Regions from separate parts of the Mus musculus genome. Here all the other regions are linked to region 3. Evidence: chromatin loops called from intact Hi-C (ENCODE). Cell type or tissue: left cerebral cortex. All regions are shown on one strand.

What was found. Hi-C counts contacts between places; a loop is a spot of excess contacts. Peaks named below come from ENCODE experiments on the same cell type or tissue, not always from the same donor. Only the 100,000 strongest peaks of a DNase experiment are listed, where the experiment ranks them.
Region 1: it touches region 3 in a loop (3.0-fold over the local background); 2 of 42 quality-filtered maps call a loop at or near these places.
Region 2: it touches region 3 in a loop (4-fold over the local background); 23 of 42 quality-filtered maps call a loop at or near these places.

What each region holds. Positions count from the first base shown.
Region 1 is chr15:28,105,513-28,113,512 of GRCm38, reverse strand. No RefSeq gene overlaps it. Among named protein-coding and RNA genes, the nearest start is that of Gm31458, 43 kb to the right of the region's middle. In left cerebral cortex, no CTCF peak of the experiment used is centred here; a DNase peak (open chromatin) is centred at 3,386; H3K27ac peaks cover 289 bases.
Region 2 is chr15:28,021,279-28,029,278 of GRCm38, reverse strand. Trio (triple functional domain (PTPRF interacting)) reads left to right here and starts at 3,431. Exons shown (of 57, transcript NM_001081302.1): 1 at 3,431-3,939. The coding sequence starts at 3,783. In left cerebral cortex, a CTCF peak has its summit at 3,096; DNase peaks (open chromatin) are centred at 4,324, 4,656, 5,621, 7,492 and 1 more place; H3K4me3 peaks cover 4,013 bases; H3K27ac peaks cover 3,490 bases.
Region 3 is chr15:27,916,649-27,924,648 of GRCm38, reverse strand. It overlaps Trio (triple functional domain (PTPRF interacting)), which reads left to right. Exons shown (of 57, transcript NM_001081302.1): 2 at 5,358-5,432. Among named protein-coding and RNA genes, the nearest start is that of Gm29975, 74 kb to the left of the region's middle. In left cerebral cortex, CTCF peaks have their summits at 827 and 4,940 (motif pointing left); DNase peaks (open chromatin) are centred at 877 and 4,885; H3K4me3 peaks cover 962 bases; H3K27ac peaks cover 1,096 bases.

The DNA.
Region 1 (8,000 bases), 190 kb before region 3:
CAACTTAGGACGTCCCATTAGCCCCATAAATTATACGTCTTTCACATATCTGTGATGGAAGGATGTGTGCCTTGACAAAAGGCACTGAAGAAATGAATGTGGACTTTTAATCCCACATTTTGAGAAGGGATGACGTCACCATGTTAGGAAGGCATGGCACGGGAAGCCTGAGGCCACTGGACATGCTGTATCTACAGCCAGCAAGGACAGACAGACAACTGATAATGCTCAGATCCCTCTTTTTCCATTTTTCATTCAATCTGGCACCCCAGCCCCTAAGGTGGTGCTGCTGTCCACGTGCAAGCCAAGGATCGCTTTGGCATTTGAACCCTTCCTGGAAAAACACACGTTCAGGTGTGTTTCTTAGGTGAGTCTAAATTCAGTCAGTCAGCAAAGATGAACAGACACAGCCAAGAAGAGTGCAATAGTGTCCTACTAAGCAGTGAGCAGAGGCTAGAGCCGATGGGGGCTGAAGGTAAACACGGACAGCCGTGGTCTCTAGGATACTTAGAGCCCCCTACACACACCAATGTTAAATCGAAGAAAGATACTGTGCGAAATGGTTTTCTCCTTGCTGCACAAAAAGATCTGATAGAAGCAACCTGTCTTAGTCAGGGTTTCTATTCCTGCACAAACATCATGACCAAGAAGCAAGTTGGGGAGGAAAGGGTTTATTCGGCTTACACTTCCATACTGCTGTTCATCACCAAGGAAGTCAGGACTGGAACTCAAGCAGGTCAGAAAGCAGGAGCCGATGCAGAGGCCATGGAGGGATGTTCTTTACTGGCTTGCCTCCCCTGGCTTGCTCAGCCTGCTCTCTTATAGAACCCAAAACTACCAGCCCAGAGATGGTCCCACCCACAAGGGGGCTTTCCCCCTTGATCACTAATTGAGAAAATGCCTTACAGTTGGATCTCATGGAGGCATTTCCTCAACTGAAGCTCCTTTCTCTGTGATAACTCCAGCTGTGTCAAGTTGACACAAAACTAGCCAGTACACAACCTAAAGTGGGGAAGAAGAATTTATTGAGGTTTCAGAAGTCTTAGTCCACGACTGTGGGGAAGTTCTGGCAGAGTCCGTAGTGGCGGAAATGGAAGTATATAACTATGTGACCTCTTATCACAGCTGTAGACAAGAAGCAAAGAACACAGATCACAACATGAGACCGTGTCACCTTCCAAGCCCCATCCTAAAGGTCCCAAATCTATCAATTGGAACCTATCCTAGAGGTTCCACACCTCCCGGACTGAGCATCTGGTCAAGAACCGGGTGTTCAGATGCATAAGTCTGCGAGGAGACCTCACATATCAGACGATAGCAGCTGGGTGCTTCTCCTGAAAAGAAAAAAGGGCTCAAGGTGAGCCATGATAAGAAAGGGTTATGGGGGGGGGGGGTCTTGGTGGGAATAGCTCTGAAAAATTATTTCCTTATCATAGTCCTGATCAGGAATGGATTTTTCTAAGATGATGATGATGATGATATATATGTAACAAATTTAAAGTAATTCAAGTCATTGATGCCTTCATAACATTGCACAACCATCATCCACATCCAGAGAGTGTTCATAAGATGCTCCACCAGTAGTCACTTCCCCACCCTCAGCCACCAGAACCCTGTTTTCCATCTCAATGGACTTACCTATCCTGGATACTTCCCTATGGTCTCATGAGTCTGCTGCTTTTATTTAGCATGACTTTCAAGTTCTAGCCTGTATTTAAATGTTATTTCTTCTTGAAGCAAATTTTAAATTCTGTTATATAGATAGACGACATTTGATTTGCACCAATGCAGCAGTTAACCTGTGAGTTGTAACTCCCACAGGGACTCTACATATCAGATATTTATGTTATGATTCATATCAGTAGCAAAATTATAGTTATGAAGTAGCATCAAAAATAACTTTGTGGTTTGAGGGTCATCACAGCATAAGGAACTGTATTAAAGGGTCACAGCATTGAGGAGGTTGAGGACCACTGCATTGGAAGCTATTGCCAAACTCAAATTGAGAGACCATGGTGGTCTGCCTGGGCAGGAGAGTGGGGAGGGACACAGCAGACAGATTTAGGTTTCACACTCGGGGAGTGGTTGGTGTTGAGAGAGGAAGGGTACCAGGTCAGCACCAAGGTTGACTCTACGACTTTGCTGGGGGTTTTGAACGAGAGCAATCGAATCTGCAGTAGCTGCTTGTTAAGAAAAGAAGTTTGTATCCCCATCATAAAAGTCAGTTTATAATGGGGAGTGAGTTGTCTATAAGACTCAAACAGGCACGCTGGGTTCCAGGCTTCAGAAGGAATTCCCTGGAACAAGTGACAAGGAGGTATCAATGTACTGCTGGCTTGTCGTGCCTGTCTTGAAGGACATAGAAGAGACCCATCCTGTTCTTTACCTCCCTTTACTTAGAATCAAAGATTCATGTGAATGCATCCGATTTGCAAGCTCTGCCACGTGTCTTGAGTCCTGGTAACAGTTGAGGACTGGGAGATATGGTTGATTTTGCTCTGTGCTTTGGCCTATATACTAGCAAGGGACACCGTTTTAGAGATAGTATCCCAGAGATTCTGGACTGTTTTAAAAGGTACAGACCTGTTACAAAGGGCTTACAATTCAGCCAAAATAAATGTGAAAAAGAAAGAACACAGTTGAAGGAGTTATATGACCTGGATTTCAACACTCACTAGAAAGCCATAGTCATCAAGAGAACAGAAATGACAGAGGACAGTCAAGGAGAATGGAAGTGAAGGAGTCTAGCAATAGAGCCACAGATGGGATTAATTAGTGCTCCAGTAAAGTAACAGAGAATCCAGCAGAAAGAAGCTAGGCCTTTCGATAGAGGCTGCTGGACCAACTCAGCTTCATAAAGAAAAAAGATCTGTATCCTTACCTCACACTCATGCCACACAAAAAACCTAACCCAAGTGTGTCATGAACTTATAAGAGTTTAAGACTATAAAATTGTGTGTGTGTGTGTGTGAGAGAGAGAGAGAGAGAGAGAGAGAGAGAGATCATTGTGAGCTTACAGTAAACAAAAGCTCTTAGGATACACACACACACAAACAGAACCACTAACCGTCAAAGACATTTTCTCAACTCATGGAAGCTGAAGACTCCTCCTTTGTAACAAACACTATGGAGACCATGAAAAAGCAAGCCACCCAAGAATAGAAATTTCCATACATGCGTTCCCCTCCGTGGGCATGTATTAAGAACGTATAAAATGTTTATAGCTCAATTATAAGAAGGCAAACCACTCAGATTTTAAATGGGCACAAGATTTCCACAAACTTTACTGAAAGGGATATGCAAATGGACAACAGGCACATGAAAAGCTTCGCAACATCATTAGTCATCAGAAAAATGCAAATGAGAAAGGCTCAGCGAGCTAGCAGCGTACACCCACTAGAGTCTAAAATTAAAGAGGCTGGCACTGAAGCGCTGGTGAGGAAGTAGAGCGACTGGGGGTGGGAATTTGCTTTGGAAAACAGTTTGGCAGGTTCTTAAAAAGTTAAACATCCACTTAGCATATGACCCAGGAATTCTGCAGCTACATATCTACTCAAGAAAAGTGAACGCATGTTTATTCAAAAGATCTGAATACGAATGCTTTCAGTAGCTGTCTTGAATGAGGTTGTGTTCATCTCTACACAAAAATACTTCTTGGCAATATAAAAGAAAGAAAGAAAGAAAGAAAGAAAGAAAGAAAGAAAGAAAGAAAGAAAGAAAGAAAGAAAGAAAGCAAGCCTCACACATGTAATAACATCATGCATATCTCAGTAACTCTTGTTTAGTGACCCTAAGCCAAACGTTATACCCTACAGTTTTTCCTAGTGAATCAATAAGTCGTAAGGAATTTTGACATAGTTCTCTTATGTCTGCAGATGCCTCAGTGTTTTCCTCAATCATTTAAAGCACCCAACTGAACATGGTGACTCATCCCTGAAATCTTAGTACCAGCAGTACCTGGGGACACTTGAGTTCAAGGACAGCTCAAGGACCCTCTCTTTATATCTTATCTTCTGGATACACATACATACAGAGGGCAACAGACACACACACACACACACATACACACACACAGATAGGCAGGCAGGCAGACAGAGACAGCTCACTAAATAAATGAAATGAAATATCCTTGGTACACTGAGTTTTTCTGGAGTGTGCCAGAAGGCCATGGCAAAATTTGGAAACCATGAAGCTAAAAATTAATTTCCAGTGATTGAAGGAATAGTGACCACCCTGAGCCATCAAGAAATTTTCTAGATGATGGAATTTGGAATTTTAACTATGGTGCTAGTTACACATGTATGTGAACTTTTCGAAACTCACATAACATGGTATTCCCCAAATAGATACATTTTGTTGTACATAAACTGTACCTCTACAAGGATGACTTCAAATTAAAATTCAAAGGTGTCCATCTTAAGGATAAAAATTTATCTTGTGGACACACTCACGCTCTGCTTTCGAGACCCTGATTCTTGATTGCTTGAAATGGTCTCACCCAGCTGTGTCTGAGGAGCATTAGTGAAAACTCTGGTTTTTAAAAATAGGAAAATTTCAATTTGCCCAGTTTAAAAGAGACAAGCAGGAAATGAATGGCTGTCATTATATGTGGTGCAGCTGCTTTGCAGTAGCATTATCTTACAACATAAAGTCCAGCTAAAGACATGTGATTTAATGTAATAGATGAAACAGTAGCATCTTCAGATGTACACTCAGGGAAAACTAGTCCTTTTCAAGTAAAAAGCATGAAGAAGAACTTCTGAGAAAGATTCCTTTCCTTACATTTTCTCTTAAATTCCAAGTAAATCAGATGTGAGTTCATTTCCTTCTATGTTGCAGCCACTAAACGTTTGGGTTTCTGGTATTCCCCATTAAGGTTTGTGACCCAGAGATCTGCGACAATTTTTTAGCTAGATATTTTACAACCAACAATTTTTAATCTTTTATTGGGTTCTGGAGCTAATGGGGCTCAGGCAGGTGTTAATTCATTACACTCTTCCACCAAAGACTTCTCTGGGATAGGATAAATCTATGCTGCCTTTAATGTCCCCAAAGCACTCACACACACACACACACACACACACACACACACACACACACACACACACACATACACACACACACACACACACATCTCTGCGACATTTTCCCTGTGCCAAGGAACTCTTTCCCGGTCTCATACAAAGTTGAATTCTGAAGTTTAAGCTAATTGACTCTTTTCTTACTTGCACAGTTGACAAGACTGCTTTCATCCTGCATCAAACTCCAGGTCCTCCACACCAGCACCTCTGGATACAGATCCACTTTATTTTCTCAAGTCTCTTGCAACTTTCTTCATGCCCACTGGGCACCACAGGACATTCAGTGATTCCTCCCATTACCATGACTTCAGGAAATCTATAACTAAAGTGAGCTCTTGTCTCTGTCTGCCAGTCAAGGGGTGGGGAATGCATGTTCCTTCACAGCTATTCAGGGCACCCTCTTTCTGTCGCCCTGGTAGTATATGGTTTGTCTAATAAGCTATACAATTATGAAGAATGGGGATTTCTCTGAATCTTTCAATATAGGAGTTTATCACAGGAATCCAGAGGCCAGATAACAAACATGACTACTCAGGACAGACGATTTAGCACTATACTGTGCAGCTGGGGGCCAGCATGCACAGGGATCAGGGGCCACTCCAAGTTAAGAGGTGCTGAAAGTTTAAAATATCTTCCAGATTATGAAAGTTTAACTTCAGCATATAATATAAAATAGATCATCAATAGCTTTTATATTGAAGCTGAATATAGTTTAGAGGTAAGATAACTCCTTTGGCTATGCAAAAGTGTGAGCTCAACACCTTCCATTAAAATAATAACCAGTACGTTAAATTACACTTATCACATAATTCCTATGTGGGCCTTCAAGATGATGGCTCAGCAAGTATAGACCCTTGCATAGACCCTTGCTGCCAAGCCTGGTGACCTCATTGAGTTTGATCCCCAAGTCTCACGTGGTGGAAAATAAACTGACTCCCACAAATTGTTCATGCTGTCATGTTCATTGCCATGATGGCCATGGACTCTAACCCTCTGGAACTGTGTGAGCCCTAATAAACTCTTTCTTCTATAGCTCCCTTGGTTATGTTGTCTTTTCATGGCCATAGTAAAGTAACTAAGACAAGCGCTGCTAGGAAATTAAAATATCCATGAGGAATTTTCTCCGGGATGGAGCTGCCCTAGAACAAGCAAATCCCTTTCTTCTTCTACAACTCACTAACCTCAGGAGTGGATGGTGAAGTTTAGATATTACTCCTCCCAGATTGTATTTGCCTAGTGACTTGCCATAATCATATACACCAAGGAACCCTGGGATAGACTGCTCTCCAGTTGAAAGACCAGGGTCTATTCTCAACAATGCTGCTGTGTAGGCTTAGTTAAAGCACTAACCTCAGGGAGCCTCAGATCTCTCCATTCGTTAAAACAGGCAAAGGATATAGCTACCTGACTATTAAAGCCCCCTTTATGTTCTTTCTAAGAGGTCTGAGCCAATATGTGGGAAATATGTGGGTGATTACAATCTCTTGATTTAGTACAGATTCTTTGTCGCCTTTAAATCAAATTCTGCATGCCCAGCCCCCATTGACATTGTCCATAGACCCAGAGCTCCACTAGTTCATCAGTCTTCCTACAACAGCCAACTCAGAAGCTGTTGGATTAGAACTATTTCTACAGGTGACAGTGCAGGCAGCACAAAACATGTAAGATTAAGAAGAGCTTTGAAACTGAGCGGTCATGGATCCATTGCGAGTTATTAAGCAAAGGAAGAATTATCTCAAAGCAGTAATTATCTTCTCTTTCTCACTCATGTTTTCTTGGAAGCCATGCAAATCTTTTCCATACTGGCTCTACTGTGGTTACGGAGATAGACTTCTGACCAATGAACCCACTCCATAATAATCACAGACGCAAAAAAAAAAAAAAATAATAATAATAATAATAATAATAATAATCACAGACGCTAAGGCAGTGCTAGCGCACGTGGGGTCCACACATTTTGCAGCTGTTTCATGTTTTCAAGGAATAACTGCAATGGCTTGCCTACAGGGGAACAGTGAAAGCCACGTGGGCTAAAGCAGATCCTGTGACTCCTCAGGCCTCCAAGGTTTGCCACAGATCAACCACCTGACCGACTCCTGAGCTTAACAGCATGGAAAACCTGAGGTAGGAGGATGGCTGTGCAATGACCGTCCAGAATCTCAGTCATGAGCAGAGACTGCAGAAGAACCAGGAGGCCCCAGAGGATGCAGGAAATGACATAAGGAAGTGGGACTCCCGGACTCCGGGGGAATAGAATGGACTCAGATAAGCACTGGAGCTGACTGAGGGCAGTAGAAGCCTCCCTGGAAGGTCAGCAGGAGACAAAAACACAGACTCACTTCCTCCCCTTCCTGGGGCCATCCCTGAAGCTTCCTGCCAGGGACCACTTCCTTTCATCAGAGCTACTAAGTAAAAGCCAAGAATAATCTAAAAAAATGTGTATGTTTCGAGTGAATTGTTTCCCCTGTGTCTCATGGAAAGAGTTTCTTTAGCAGGAATCAAGGATCACTGGATCTTCAGTCTTGCTACCTTCTGGCTTTCCCTGATCAATGGTGAGGAGGCGGGAAAGGGCCTACACACATTTGGAAAATGATCGCTCCTGACCTGAAGCCAGATATCAGACTGAATAGTGAGAAGGAACATATGATGGAATGGGATGGCAAACCCCATGCATCAGAAAACAGATAAAAAAGTAAACACCATAAAAGAGGAAACAGAAAGGGAAAGAGAAAGGGAGGCCAGAAGGATGGAGGCTCAGCAGGTGAGGGTAGAAGTAAATAGTTCAGATCACACCTTGTAACTGAAATGAGAGCTCCAGGCATTTGTGTCCTGTGCCCTCATCTTGGAATAAAGTCCCCTGGGAAGGGAGAAGCTATATCAGGTGTCTTGGCAGCAGCATGTACCACGGTCAAAGGCTAT
Region 2 (8,000 bases), 100 kb before region 3:
GAGTTAGCCTTCCCCATCTGTCACTTCCTAGGTTCAGCACCAACAAGCTGTCAGTCAGCATGAGACCATCTAATATATCCTTCTCATTCAAAACATCTTCATTTTCCCTCAACGTTTAAACTTCTCTCCACAGTTTTATATACCAGCCCAAGGTGGGAATTATTATGGGAAGGATACAAAGAAAAATGTTGGCACTGGCTTTGAATTTTAAGAGACGCTTTTAGAATCTCTGGGAGGGAGAACTGAAAAAGAGAAGTTTGTTGGATACTAAAAGCCATTCTCTTTAAGAATAGAAAGGCTACACCGAAGCTAATAGACAAAGAAGAATAAATGAAAAAATACTGGAGTTCAAAAAGGATAAATATTGTTTCATGGGGTTTGCGGGTAGAGATGGGTAGCGTTAAGTCTTAAAGTGAGCCTCTAAGAAAGCCTGTGTCAGGAGGTCTTGAGGATCTAAGACTCTGGGTTTGGGTTGGGACTGAGCACCACAGTGAGCAGCTGAGTATTTCCCCTGATGGCTGCCAGCCGACCCAAGTTCCCATGAGTGGGTAAGGCACACAGTAAGGACCAGCCTCAGCAATGCCCACAATGTAGCCTCAGCAATGTCTACAATCTGGCCTCAACAATGCCAACCATCTAGGCAGGATGTCCAGGTTACAGGAACAGATATGCCAGCATGGTTCTTCATGTTCAAGGATCGGGTACGTTATCTATATTTTTCACTCGGAAGCCTCTGGGAGCTATGTAAAGAGAGAAAGAAGTTATCGATATGAATTAAGAGAAGCATCGTCAACACACCTGAGTTGAAGAGCTGTGAGATTGTGGACTTGCTGACTTGAATTACTTTTGTAAGAGGCTGCTCATCTGATTAAAAGTAAGCTTTAAATATACTTTTTAATCTTAAAATGAGATAGACATTTACTAAGAAGTTGTGGAGAGAGCTCCCATGAACCCCAGGTCTAGTTTCTCGCTTACTATGGATTTGGTGTTATTGACTAATACCCCAACACGCTATTCAGATTTACTCAGTTTAAATCTCAGGAGTTCTTTTGAGACCCATCAAGACCACTACACTGAGCCAAATGTGGTGGCACACAACTGATTTGTTTGTACTTACACATCTAGTAAACGTACTTGGGAGGCCCATGTAAGAGAATGGAGAGTTCAAGGCCAGCTTGGGCCATGGATGGAAAACCTGTCACAGAACAAAACAACACGAGCAAACCACCACACTGCACTGAGTTCTAACACCATCCCATGGTTCTCGCAGCATTCTACAACTATCTGTTTGCCTTTTCTTATTTTTGCTGACCTTGAAAGTCTGGGAGAGTGCTGGTGAGGTAATTTATAGGAAGTGCCTCATTCATAGGATGCTGTTATCTTCATTTGGAGCTTGGAGTTTTGGAGGGGAGGCACAGGGAGGAACACTGCCACTTTTATTATATCTAGAACACAGTGTCAAGGTGACTTACTGATTCTTAAGTTCACCTTGATCAACGGGCTGGGGCAGAGTAATGGTTTCTCTGTTAGAAAGTTCCTTACCAGTTTTGTTCTCTTTGGAAGGTAGTGTGCAGCCTGTACCCTGCGAGAGGGGAGTTCTGCTCTGTCTCACTCGGGACAATCTCTACCTAAGTTACTTGTACTTCTGCCTTTGTCACTTCTACCCCATTTGCTTATTCCTTTACATCAGTATGGACTCAAAAATATTTATTTATTTTTTTTGCTTGTAATCAAACAGTGCTATGTTGTCTTTCTGAAATTGTTCTGGCTTGGGCCATGAAGAGCTCTTTCGACTGTTTCCTTTGTGTCCTGGGTAATCTTTTTCTGTGCTGCTTCCCCCCCCCCCCCTTGGGAAGTCATTTCCTTACCTTCTGGCACAACAGGGTGCTCATGTTAAATACTTCCTGCCCCACTACCAGAATCACCCATTTTCCCAAAGAGCCTGAATTCCTTTAATTGGAGGAAAGTATTAAAAACAAGATCTGAGAACCATAGAAACGCTCCATCTGTGGTAAAATACTTACTCTGCAAGCATGGGAACCTGAATTCAGTTCCTCGGTATTCCAGCTTTTTACTGCAGCTTGGGCACTAGGGAGGCAGAGATGGGAGGATCTTTATGTATTGCTAGTCAACTGTCTAACTAACCAAGGAACTCCAGATTCAGTGAGAGACTCTGCTCCAAAAAAACTAAGGTGAGAAGTGGATGACTGAGTTAGACACTGGGTACCTACCTCTTGTATTCATATAAACACAGACCCAAAACACAAATGTCGATAGTGCGTGCAGGCACACATGAGAGGCAGAGAGACAGTCATCAAAACGCTAGGTGTTTCCAGGGCCAATTAATTGACAGAGCAAGAAAATACAGGCATATGTACTATCATGCGGTCCAAAATATAAGCACACAGCTGTAGATCTTTACACACACCTATTGCAAGGTGAACACAAATTCCTATGGGTGTCTTCAAACTTCATCCTGACCGAAACCAAGCCTTCTAGCCCTTTTCCCTTGCTTGTCTGAGACTGCCAAGGGGAAAAGATCTGGTGGTCACTTAATCATCGTTCTCCCGTTAAACATAGGTGCGGGGTGTAGTTTGATGGAATTTGTTGATCTGTTTTCTCCTGCATGTGATTCTCAATTACCCGGCGCCCATTCCTTCACTGCACTCATCTTGCAGCCGTGACATAAAGCAGAATTTGATATTCCACACATCTGATTTAACGTACATTTTCTTTAAAAGTCCCTTTCCTCTGGTCTCCCCTGCCTCCATCATCTTCCCACTACATCTGGGTAGCCTGAGGACCCAGCACACTTGGGAGATGGGGATTCCCCGCAAGCACCCCCTCTCTCGCGCCTGCTTTTTACATACAAGGAGACGGTAGACTAGAGCAGATAATCTGTTTTCACTGCCTCTCTGCTCATTCAACAATTATCCCGCCCCTTCTACATGCCAGTGACAGCGCTGTGCCTGCGAAGGCCACACCAGCTCCATATCCTGGTCGCTCGGCCCCGCGGGTGACATAAATAATAATGAAAACGCTCCAGCGCTAGGACCGCTTGCAGTGCAGGCGCGAGAGTCCTGGCAGGGGGCGCAGTGCCCGTCCTGGAAGGCCAGTGTGGCTCGGTCACACTTGTTCCTGCTCCTCCCAGGTTTGGAGCAGCCCTGGAGGAGGAGACCTGGCCCGCTCCACGTTCTCTCTCAGCCACTCCATTTCGCCCTCCGGGCTCCCAGGCGCGGCTCCGCCCCTCCAGGACCCGCCCACAAAAGGCCCCGCCCACCAGCCGAGCCCACGCTCCGGCCGCTAACGAAGCTCTCCGGAAATTCCCGAAGCCCCTCTTTTTCCTTCCTCTCCTTTCCCTGCTCTCCCTTTCCTTTCACCCGGGCTCCCTCGGCCGTGATTTCTCCCTCCCCCTCCTTCCTTCCCCGTCGGAAAGCAAGATGGAGGCTCGCTGCTGCCGCCGGCGTTCGTGATCGCGGAGCTTCGCAGCCCCGGCCCCCGCCCTCGCGTGTCCGCGCCGCTGCCCGTGCCCCGGCCGGCCACGCCGAGGCCGTGGCTCCGCGCGCCCGCTCCGCGCCAGGCTCGCGGCTCCCGGGCGGTGTCCTCGTCTATGTGGGCGCGCTCCTCGGGCCGAGCCGCCGCCGCCCGCCGCCCCGGGGCTGTGCGTCCGCGCGCCGGGCGCGGGCAGCTGGGTGCTCGGCGCCGCCAGGCCAGGCGCAGGCGGCTGGGTGCGCGGAGCTAGGGGCGCGGGGCCCGAGGCGGGCTCGTCCGCCGCCGAAGCCATGAGCGGCAGCAGCGGCGGTGCCACCGCCCCGGCCGCGTCCTCCGGCCCCGCGGCAGCGGCCAGCGCGGCGGGCTCCGGCTGCGGGGGCGGCGCCGGCGAGGGCGCCGAGGAGGCCGCCAAGGACCTAGCCGACATCGCGGCCTTCTTCCGATCCGGTGAGTACCGCGGTTGCCCCGCGCGCTCGGCCGGCCCGGCGCGCCCGGATCTCCGGCCCGGTATAGCCCTGCGCGCTCTCGTCCCTGTCGCCGCATCGGGGCTCTGCGATCCACGCCGGCGTGTCAGGTTACCCACGCCGCCCTTGTGCTGCGGCTCGTCCCGGGCGCCTTCACTCGCTTTCCCGGCGCTCGCCCCTCGTGCCAGGCTAGACACCCCTCGGCCTCCCGTTTCAGCGGCCACGGCCCCGCGGGTAGGGGCGCCGGCTCTTTGTCTCTTGCTGGAGGGCCGAGGAGGCGGCGGCGGGGACGGCGTGGGCGGAGGCCGGTGTCCCGGAGGACGAGCTCACCGGGACCGGGGACAGCAGCTCTGCCCTGTAATAGCTTTTGGGCCGCTGGTAGCTGGACCACCAACCCCATTATCAGCGAGTGTCCCGACTCGGGGCTCTAGCCTGTCATCCAGCCTTGGTGTACGGTTCTGTGAAACGGGGCAGCCATCGCACCTCAGCCCAGGAACCGAGGACGGTGGCCGAGCTGAGGCGGCGGTCGGGTCGAGCCATTGTTTCTGGGGGAGGCCCGGGAAGGACATCTGGGACCGTGGTGGCCCTTGGGAGAGGCGTGGGACCAGGGCTGGCGGGCACTGCGTGGGTGGCGTGGACCTGGAGGCAGTGAGGGGCAGTTTAGGGTCCGCTCTGGCGAGCCGGAGGTGGCCGAGGAGGAGGCTAGCCCGGAGCCCGGCGGGCGGGAGGGGCGCTGGTGTGCTGCGCAGGGGGCGTGACGGGGCGTCCCGGGGACCCCGGTAACGGCGCCTCCTCCAAGCCCGGCCCGGCCCAGATCCCGCGCGAGCCCGGCTCGCGTCCGCGCGTCCCTGCGTGCAGTCCGGTTTGCTTGCGCGTCCGGGAGGCGGCGGAGGGCAGCGGCGGCCGGGGGCCTGCAGTTCGGAGAGCAGTCCCTGGCCGGCCAGGCTTGGGAGTGAGGATGCAGACTCCGCGCTGGAGAGCCAGAGAGGGCGGCCCAGGTCAGGATCCGGACGGACGGGCGGGCCAGGGAGGGCGCGGGGAGGCTGTTTGCCCGCCTCCGGGAGGACGGAGAGCCTCGGGGTCTGGTGAGCGGCCTGCACCGGGGTGAGCGCGGGAGGCTGACAGCTCAGGGTCTCAGTGGCCTCTTTCAAAGTCAGGTCCCAAACTGGAAGAGATCAGGGCCGCAGTCCAGGTCATTAGGAGCTAGCAATTGAAGCGACCAGCCTTGGGCGAGGCAGATAACTTCTGGGCCGTTAGACACCTGGTTTAGTTCTGTCTTCTTGATCTTTGTCTGGCAGGGTTATTTTTGATTCGTCTTAACCGATTGGTTATGAAGAGAAGTGACACGTTCCGTCTCGACTGTGTCAACTTGGGTTTAGTGTGCTCTTTCCAGCTCTCCCTCTCCGGTGAGGGCCTTGTAGAAAGCTGAGGTTTAGAAAGACATGAACTCCTTCAAATGAAAGCTTTAACGGTTTTTAACAATGTATTATTTATTTTTTAGTGTGTGACTGGCTGGAGGCATGGCCCAAAGCCACCATTCTTTCTTTTTTTCCATCACCTGTCACAGACTAAATGGTTTTGTGCAGAATTCATCTTCCCAATGTTCTTGCGTCCTAGAGGTGGATTTTTTTTTTCCCCTTATGGCTTAATGCACAGTTCAGGAATGACTTGTTTCCAAGATTCTCCAAAGACATGCTGGTCTTGATTGCCTCTCTTCACTCTGGGCTCTGCTCTTACTGTTCGTAGTCCTGGGTAGCTCGTTCGTTTTAGAGTTCCTGATCAGGTAAAGCCGCTTACTGCCTTGTTTCCTTTATTCCACCTCCAAAGTGACTTGAAGGAGCCAGCGCAGATTTTCAGTTGGTTTCAGAGTTGTCCCATCCCCCTTTAGAATTTCATTTCACCCTCCACTCTGAATCCTTGCCCCAGATCTCAGTGGTTGGCATGTAGGCTGGTGTGTCTAGCAGAGGATACCTAGGGGCTGGTCAGTTTGAAGCATAGACATCATGGTTTTAAGGGTGGCCTTGGTTGGAGACCTCCTGGAAAGAGATCAGTTCAGGTAGGAGCCCTCCTGGAAAGATTTGATTGACTGTGAATAAGGAGGAGTTGTCAGATCCATCTCTTCTGTCTTCAGGATGTGCAGACAGGGAAAATCCGTCCCTGTTGACTGGGAGGCAAGGCACCTTCTCCAAGGTCCCTGAGCCTGGTCCTCAGGGCACGTTCTATTGCTTACCTTTTCCTTCTCAGTCCTGTAGCTGTAGTTATTTGGTCCCCTCTTCTGTTTATCCCTTTCTTGCTTCTTTATTAAGCTTTATTTTTGTAGCCATAGACTGAAAACTGGTACCCATGGTTGGATGGAAGGGACAAGCTATCAGCTCAAACAGAACTTTTTAACAGAGAAGCTCAAAAATAGAATGAGCTACTGTGTCACTTCCCCCACCCCATCGGTGGAGGTGTGTGTTCAGCAGAGAGGCTGCCACCTGCCTGCATTCAGGTGGGTGGGTGCTGGGGACTGGATGTCTACCCCGAGCATGGAGGAGATTGCCCTTGGGGAGTGCTTCTTTCTGTAGGTTTAGTTCCTTCAGAACTGTGGGTACCCACACATTGTTTTTTCAGCTCTCTTGAAGTCCCAGGGCATAGTTTCCTTTTCATCCAACCATGGGTACCAGTTTTAGTCTATGGCTCCGAGAGAGAGAGAGAGAGAGAGAGAGAGAGAGAGAGAGAGAGAGAGAGAGAGAGGCACAAGCTTAGTAAAGAAGCAAGAAAGGAATAAACAGAAAAGGGGACTAAGTCACCCAACACCTGTCCCACTAAGGCTCTCCCCTCTTCTGCTGCTGTGGCCTTCTCTGCTAAACACTCTACTAAAGGAAGTTCCTTGTTCATTTTGGCAATCCTGACCAACTATACTTAGGCTTGGTCTACAGTGGCAAGCTGACTGGTGCTGAAGTGGGTTGAGTAGGCAGCCATCAGGGTTTTTGGTTTTGTTGTTGTTTGTCAGTGGAATTTGAACTTCACCTTTCTTTGTTCAGAATGGGACACTGAAAAAAAAAAGATGAGGAAAATTTCAAAACTAAACCAAAACAAAGAGCTGTCACAGACTGGAGCTGGACCAGCTTTTTTTTTTTTTTTTTTTTTCAGATAGGGAGTCAGACTTACAGGGAGCTCCTGTGACTTTCTCCCAGAGTGCAGCTGGGTAGGGATGGGATCAGGGCTGAGAAGTCTGATAGGACACCGGTGCTCCTTCCTGGATGCCTCTCATGGCCAGGATGTTGCTTACATTAGTTCTCACCGCCCCTGGGACCAATCACTTTTATTGCCAATCTATTTTGGGTCCCTGTCCTTGTGGCAGTAAATCATTCTTTCAGAGCTCCGTATTTAACCTTGCAAGACTGTGTGCACAGGCTGGGGAGGGGGGGGGCACTTACATAAATGCATTATTTTTAACCTGCCTGGCATGCTTTGGTTGGCGTTAAATGAATGCGTGTGGAGAACAAAGGTTTGTGGTTCTTCTGAGGCCACCACGCTGGGGTTTCTTTCTTAGTAAGTCTCATTCTGGGTGCCTCTGCAGCTCCTCGCTTACCGAGGGAGGACGACGCTTACCGAGGGAGGACAACGTGAGTGTGTCACCTTGGGAGGGAGCAGCATGCAAGCTTTTTTTATGCGTTGATGCGATGGTTTTCATATGGAGGATGAGGAAGCTTTTCTTGATATTTATTCTCTTAGTACCGAGGAAGTGGCGGGCGTCAGATTCGAGTTCTGAGGCTTGGAAGCTGTGGTCATTCACGTACTAAACAGAGATTGTGTTCTCAAGAAGGTCCCTGGTACCCTGAGTGTTTTGAGGAGGAAAGCTTGGGGGCAGGGGAGTGGGGATGCTCTGTGCTAGTGTGTGTTGGTCGCTCCTTTTTAGGTGTCACGGCTAGCTAAGCTGTTTCAGAGGAAAGTAAGGAGTCTTCCATCAAGACATTGCAAACTCACTCACTGAGGTGGGATGTTACTTGATTTCCCCCCCCCCCCCCATGCTCTTTTAACTCTCTGAACTTTTCGCCA
Region 3 (8,000 bases):
ATCACTTAGTCAGAGAAATGCAATTTCTCTGTTTGCTTCTTTGTTGGTCTGGGATCAGAAGATTAAGGGTGCCCTTGGCCATATTTCCTTTTTATTTTATGAAACTAGAAGAAGCTGGAACCCCTTTTATAATAATAACCACTATATAATAATAGCCGTTATACAATATAATGCCTTTGGACAACTGGCCTATTATATATTATGAATTAACTTCCAATGTACCATTAATGCATAGTTAAAACATCAACAAAGTCTACTGATTTCTTCGTTCGTTTAAGGCATTTGTAATACTCTTAACAAGCCTTTCATCCTTTGGCAGTTCAGCTTGTCCTGTATACTTTGTGGGTAAGAAATGAAAAGCCAGAGCTATATGTTGACGTTTCCTTGAGTCAGTAAAGCTTGTGCTCTTCTTAACTGTGTGCTGTTATAGGCTGTCACTAATAAGACAGGATGAGTTAGCCAATCAGGTGGTTATTACTAAACATTAGAATCCGCTTTGTCGTTATTTCCATGTGGTGGTTTGTGGACACATCTACATTCCCGGTGCATGTGATTCATCCTCGTGTCCAATCTGGGGTCATATAATTTTGTAAAAAATGACATAAGCATCAGTTGATTGTGCTTGCATTTTTTTATATCTTAGTAAGCATTCTGGTGAAAATGTAACCTTTGTTCTCTAACATTCTTCCATAATTAAATGCATTCACAGAAGATTCCGATCCATTAAAACACTTCCTTCCTGTGACACTGGCGTGAGCTTTACACGGCCACCCCACCCCCACCACACACACCTCGCTAGCACTGCCTCCCTGCAGTGGAGCAGCATCCTGCAGGCTCTGCGCTGGAGCGGCTTGCTCAGACAGGGTGACGTCACCCTCTCTGCCGGCAGTGCGAGGGCGGGGCCACCGCACAGATGTGGAGTTTTATCTCCTGCCCTTTGTGTTCCGGAGCTCTGCCAATTACCTAATGAGTAAAATTCGGTAATTACCACCAAGGCTCGTCAGTAAGAGCAGCTACCAGCTTACTATTTAACATTTTTGCTGTGGTTGCTTTAGAACGCTGCCTTAGTTATTAGTCTTACTTGTAGCATAACCTGTGCTTCCGTCAGCCATGCTTCAGTCTTTCCCACAGGCGATTTTTCGGTTTAATAAATGTAAGGTGGGGGTAGCTGACAGGCTCTGAGACCTACGAGGTGGCTGGGAAGCAGTCTGTGGGTGACTGACAGACAATTCAGAACAAGGCACACGGGCAACTTTATCAGGAGCTCTATCTGTGGAGGAATAATAGGGCTCTTAAATACCATGTTTTCCTAAAAGAAAAAAAAATTAAGTCAGCGAATGATTATGTGAAATTCAAAATGATTAAAATCTGCTAGAGGTCCTGAGTGGATTACCAAAAGAAGCTGTTTTAGTTTTAAACTTACTCTTTTTAACACACACACACACACACACACACACACACACACACACACACACATATATATGTATGTATATGTATATATGTATATATTGTATATGAGTACACTGTAACTGTCTTCAGACACACCAGAAGAGGGCATCGGATCCCATTACAGATGGTTGTTGTGGTTGCTGGGAATTGAACTCAGGACCTGGAAGAACAGTCAGTGCTCTTAACCACTGAGCCATCTTCCCAGCACCAAAAATCTTACCCTTACCTCAGATAATTAGCTTCATCTTAGGTCTTTGTGCACATGTACACGGAAAGTGCTATTGGGTCAACGAGCTGAGTGATGAGTGAGCGCTCACACAACCTGGAGATGTCCCGTGGTGCGGCTCCTCCTGGGAGCAACCAAGATGGAGGGCTGCTGCTCCTTTATTGTTGGTTGATGTTAAAAATGGAAGGCCACCGTGGTGGTCAGTGAGCTCTGTGGCTTGCTGGGAACGGTTCTGTTGGAGTGGCACCGCAGCCCTGACACAGAGTCTGATGACCAAAAGGGCACAGTTGATCTGACCACTGCGCTGTTGGGTTGTTGACATTCCAGCTCCCCCCACCCCCATTCACCCAAAAGATTTCCCATTGTCAGAGACAACTGTGGGATCTCTCCTCCTGGAGCAAAGAGGGTAATTTTCCCTCTTACAGCTGTAATCATGGTGTGACTGAAGGCTAAATACCCAGAGCTGATCTTTTACAGACTGAAATAGAAAGTCCTGGAGGACACTGGGCGAGCGGCGGCGGGGGTGGGGGTGGGGGACGACGGACAGGGACGCAGACTCTGGTAGTTTGTTCCTTTTCACCCGGTACTCAGAGGTTTGGATACTCGCACCTACTTCCGTCTAAAGCGAGTTCCCCGAGTGAGAGGAAGATGGAGGCTATCCATTTGCTGCATGGTTGGCAGCTTCTGAAACAGGAGACATTCGGTGGCGTGGTCTTAGTATTTATCCCAGGCTTACTGCTCCTGGCCAGATAGCATTGTAAACATGTAACACGATCCACTCTGTTGTTTAACATCAGGGTTGAGCTGTCTTAGATGAAACTATTAAGATATTTAATTTACGTATGCACATTTAGAGAAGGGGAAGGAGGGAAGGGGAGAGTGGACTTGAAGCCAGAACTTCCCAGAGCTCTCTTTACACAGTCATCCCTCTGCTAACCAAGGCCTAACTGCAAATGCCCTCTCATGAGCATCCTCAGCACACACATTGTAGGCCTGACCCAGAAAGTAGTGCTTGTCAATCACTCCTTCCCTGGGACCCATCGTGCCCCACAGTAGTGGTTCATGAAAGCCTACACCAGCTTCCTTACCTTTCTGCTCACATTATTGTAGGTTTTATGTAACTTAAACGTTCAGAAAATGGGCACAGCTAAATGCCCCTGATCTTGGTGGTTGCCTTCCTTGCCTGCTGCCCACCTTTTGCCCACCCTCTTCTAACCTCACCAACTTCTCTGTGCGGTCCTTGTCCATCCGCAGACCCTCTTGGTCATAGAAGTAAAAGTGTGGCTACTCCTTGGTCTCTGGGACAGAGATATGGTGAAGAATCTCAGAGGGATCTCTTCTAACTGAGTTTGTAGTGGGTGACCTCCTGTAATCCCAGCAAGAAGAAATGCCTCCAGGAGAAGACCATTGAACCCAGAACCTAAAGCCTTTTAATTCACGAGCCAAGGAAGTCTTAGGTATCTGGCCTTTCTGTACTGTAGTCCAGAACCCATGGAGTATAGCAAAAAGCTGTTTATTTTTAATTTCTAAGAAAAATTATTTTTAAACAGCTGCACACTCTGACTTCATAAGTATTCTCTAGGGCATAGACAAGAACCTGGGTGAACATTGGCTTGTTGGACGTGTCTGTTCGCGACCCTGAACAGTAGAAAAGGATTTCTCTTGTCAGACATCTTTAGGTTTGACCTATAGCTGCAGGTCACTCCATTCTCACTGGGATCCCCCAGCTTATGAGCCTTCTCATCATCTGCATTGGCTACAGGCTGTCACCAGCCTGACGCCACTGCCTTAGCTGTACCGCCATCTTTACCACGAGCGGTACTGAATTAAAGTGGTACTGAGTTACCTCGATGGATGGGGAGCTGCTGAGATTAGCTTGAATTTATTCAAGAGCTCTGGAGGCACTGGGGTGAAATTGTAGCCCTCTGGCTCGGGTATCTGCCATCTAGAAACCAGAACTGCTTCTCAGTCTGGTGGGTTGCCAGCACACAGCCATGGCGGTTCACACAGAAAAGTTGGTGCACTAGAAAGTGAAGTGGCCTGGTGACCTGAAGACCTGAGCTCTGGCTCAAGTCTGTTATTCCCTGGCTGGGTCATGCCAGAAGTCCTCTCAGGGCTTTGGTCCTTGCTGCCTGCCTCTGCCTCAGGAATGCTGGGATTAAAGGTGGCTATTGCCACCTGCCTGGCTCAGATGCTTGATTTTTTTTTTTTTTTTTTTTTTTTAGAAGGGCCACAGGGAACTTGTGTTTCATGTATGAGGCTTGGGAAAAGCTGGAAGCTTGGGCCACTGACTCTGATACTTAGTCTGAGGACTCTTTCTCCCAGATTTCTCCTCTCGGTTTCACATACCACAGTGCAGTCCTGAGCATGTAATCTAGTTTGGCCTTACACTGGGCTCTGTCCTCTCCACCAGCCAGAATAAAGTTAGAGCAGTGAATTCAACATCATGCGCTTCTCCAAGTGCACATCCCCGGATTTGATTGAATTCGGGTGCCTTGACCTAAGGGCCCTCCTGTGTTAGCTTCCTCGTTGCTGGGATTACAGTTGTGTGACAGCGTGCCCGCCTGGTGAGAGACTGTCTATCAGAATATGAGAACTGGGCCAGTGAGCACACTAGAACTCCACTTATTTAATACTCTTTACTTAGACCACATCTTTTACCAGTTGTGAACATGAAAAATAATGTTTCAGATCTTTTCCTTGTACTATTTGACAAAAATGGAAGGAAAAAAAAAAAAAAACCAGGCCTGGGGGAGCTGTCTTGTGTTTCTCTGAGAGTATGTTAGTGATGGCAGATGCAGCTCTGGTTGTAATGGGCATTCAGCCCTAGAATGGTGACCTCCCTTAGAGTATCCTAAGGCATGAGCACGAGGGAGAAAATCTTTCTCCCACGTTCCTAGGTGGGTGCTCTCCTGGTGGGCGGGCTGGGCATATTTAGGCCGCAGCTCACTCTACTTACGCATTGGCTTGTCCTAAGTTGTAGGCAGTATTCTGGCCTCTCGTAAAATTGAAAATTGTTCCCTGGCTTTCTAAGATTTTCTGTTCTTCAGTCCATGGCCTTGGCCACCTCGGAAATTGGAGTGGCAACAGGCTAGCTTAGTCATTGATGCTCTTCTTCGGGGTATAACCCAAAAAGCTTAGAAGGAGCGAGCCAGGAGGGAGCACTGGCCAGTGTGGGCTGTGCATAAGCCCCTCTGTGTGCCAGGCAAGTACTGCTATTAACCAGGCTGAGGAGACTAAGAGTAGGCATCGAGCTCCCTCTAGAGGCTTTGCTGGGCTACAACAAGCAGACTTTTCCAAAAAAAAAAAAAAAAAAAAAAAAAAAAAGCTGCCAATGCCAATGCTGCAGCCTTCTCTGGCAGTTACCTAAATTCCACAAGGTTAAAAGGAAGATTTGGCAAATGATTGGAACTGATTACATATTGTGTCTTCCGGGGACAAGCTACTATGGCTAGCATGGCTTAGAGTCTTCAGGGGCACTGTCTCTGGGCATGTGTAATGACCATTATTCAGCACTAAAATAGAAGAAAATGCTGGGGACAGTCTCGTGTGTTCACACAGGGACAGACAGGTTCCCTAATTGATTCATTGGCTATGATGACAGTTGACGTTTGGCACTGGGTAACATGGGCCTTACCTGTCAGTCAGGCAGCCTGGTGACGCTTTTCTCTCTGTCTTTCAGGGTTTCGGAAAAATGATGAAATGAAAGCTATGGATGTTTTGCCAATTCTGAAGGAAAAAGTCGCCTATCTTTCAGGTAAAGTCTGACTTTCTAACCTGCTCTACTTGACAGCGGAGTTTGATTATAAAGTCCCTCGCCTATGAAAGCATCGACATTTGATGGACCTTTAAAATCCTTTATTCGTGAAAAATTAATGCCCAAGGCATTTTTAAGGCAGCGTGAACATCCTAAGCCAGCTAGTGTTGCTGATCAAACTACATGTCTGTCACTCTGTAAACATTTGGCTGCGTTGCCGGAGCCGTTAAGTGGAACAGCTGCTTGTTAAACACCTCAGTGTCAGCAGTTGGGAGTGTGACCACAAATACACACTCAGGGGTTTTCAACCTCTATGCCTTGTCTCCCATGGCTCTTCATTCCCTCATCTTTGAGGAAAGGTTCCCGTCCTTCAGCAGGTCCTCTCCTTCTGTGCTGCCATTCCTGGGGTTCTTAGCAGCCACCTCTTCAGGTGTCTGTAAAGTCTTTGCAGTCTACTAACGGATGCTTCCTCTTAAGATGATACCTGCCTTTCATTGCTAGCCCTCCCTCCACAGAGTGGAGATTGACAGCCCAGCCCCCTGCCTGTGGGACATCTGGCCTCTCTCTGCTGCACAGCGAAGGCTGTGCTCAAACCTTTTAGCTTTCTCCCTGGGATGGATGTGAGTGAGACTGCCCTGACCCTGGGCAGTCCTGCAGGATGCTGCTGTTCCCTGGGTACCCACCCCTTGCGCTATCTATCTGAAATAAGCATGCTGTGCTGGCCCGAGGCAGGCTCCCGTGGCCTCTCAGGTTTAATTACAGCATGGTGGCCATGCTTCTGGGTGTCCTGAGGGCATGTGGTTCTGTGTGTATTTAAGATGAGGCGTCCATGGCGTCTTTGCTTGCCCTGTCTTTGCTCACTCGTTTATACTGTCTGTTGATTTTGGAGAAGTGAATCTAATTAGTAATGAATCTGCATGGCTAGAAAAGAGTATAAAATAGAAAAAGGGGCTTGAGTTGTTGGTAATACTTGGATGGATGGACAGACTGACTCACAGATTACAATCCACGGAGTTTTGAAAGTAATGTTTATTTACTCTTTTTCAACTCGTCCCTAACAGTTTGTGGAAGGGCTTGTGCCATGTGCCAGCTTTTGAACTACTGGTTTTGTACTTAAAATCAGAGTAACGGAAAGATTCTCCTTCCTAACCTAAGAGGACTCACTCGAAGTTCCGCACGTGACCTGGAATGCTGAGTCTGTGTCTGAGACGGACGCCCGCTGCCCCTCTGCTCCTGGGCACCCAGACCTCTGTTGTTCTGCTGCTCTTCCTGGAAGTGCCGGAGATGGGCATCAGACAGATGGACGGCCATGACTGCTGGGTTCTGTTTGCCTTCATCCCGTTATTAGGCAATTAATTCAGGGTTTATGATCATGGCATTTCTATTTAACTTACTGTAAAACCTAAACCTTCTTGCTTTCTAACTAATCAATCAAAAAGAAAGAATGCATTGATCTCATCAATCTTGAGTGAGAGTTTAGTTCTGCGGTGCTGGCTGGGGAGAGATGATCTCCAGTGAGCACAGGTGAGGACAGAGCAGTTTAGATGATCAAGGCCAGCAGGGCGATAACCAGCAGGCGACAGCTAGGAGTACTGCCACACTCTTAGTATTTCCCAGCTTCTGACCAGAAACAGCTCATGACAATTTAGGCTATTGTTATCTTGTATATGAAAGGGAGAGTGGGAAATTGTAAAAATAAATTGATTACGTATACTGTATTTTTAGGAAAAGTTCCAAAGAAAGATATTCCCAGAAATAATGTTTACTTCTAACTCTCTCTCTCTCTGTCTCTCTCTCTCTCTGTTTCTGTCTCTGTCGCTCTCTCCATTCCAGTACTTCTAAAAGTAGATTTTAGTGGAGCTCCGAATGTGCTGCCTATGCCATGGTGTGGTTCTAGAGCACTTTCATTCTTTCTCAAGGGATTCAACTTTCTCTCCTCTGTCCTGGAACTTACTCATCCACGTTGTTCTGTACTTCCCTTTGTAACGTATCAGGAAATATCATGGCACCTTTGCAAAACCTCTGCATATAGGGTAGGCCTTGGAACTCAGTAGTCAGGATAGTTCACTTCCCAAGTGCCAACCAAATAACAGCAAGAATCGAAGTCTCTTCATCACAGTGACTTGCGGAGTCTCAGGCCCGGCCCTGTGATGGTTGGTACCGATTTAAGGTTGGAGTAACTAAAAGATTTTATATCTGAATCTGAGAGGCACCATGAGGAAATTCCTTGGGTCCATCCGTAGAACACCAAGCCTCCGTCTGAGAAGGACGCCCGCTGCCCATCAGCTCCTGGGCACCCAGACCTCTGCTGTACTGCTCAACTCTTCCTGGAAGTGCAGGATGTGGGCACGTCCAGACAGACTGGGAGATTGAGGATAAACAGGGCTACATAGTGAAACCCTCTCCAAATAAAAGATTTCCCATAGGAATGGAGGAGCCTTTATTACTTAAACCTAGTGAGAGCTAGAAGGACTTTAATAGAGTGAGCCAAATTTGATGAGTGATTCTGAGATACTGAGATATGCTTATTTGGTTGACATCTCTAAAAGCCAGGTAGGATTTCTGGAA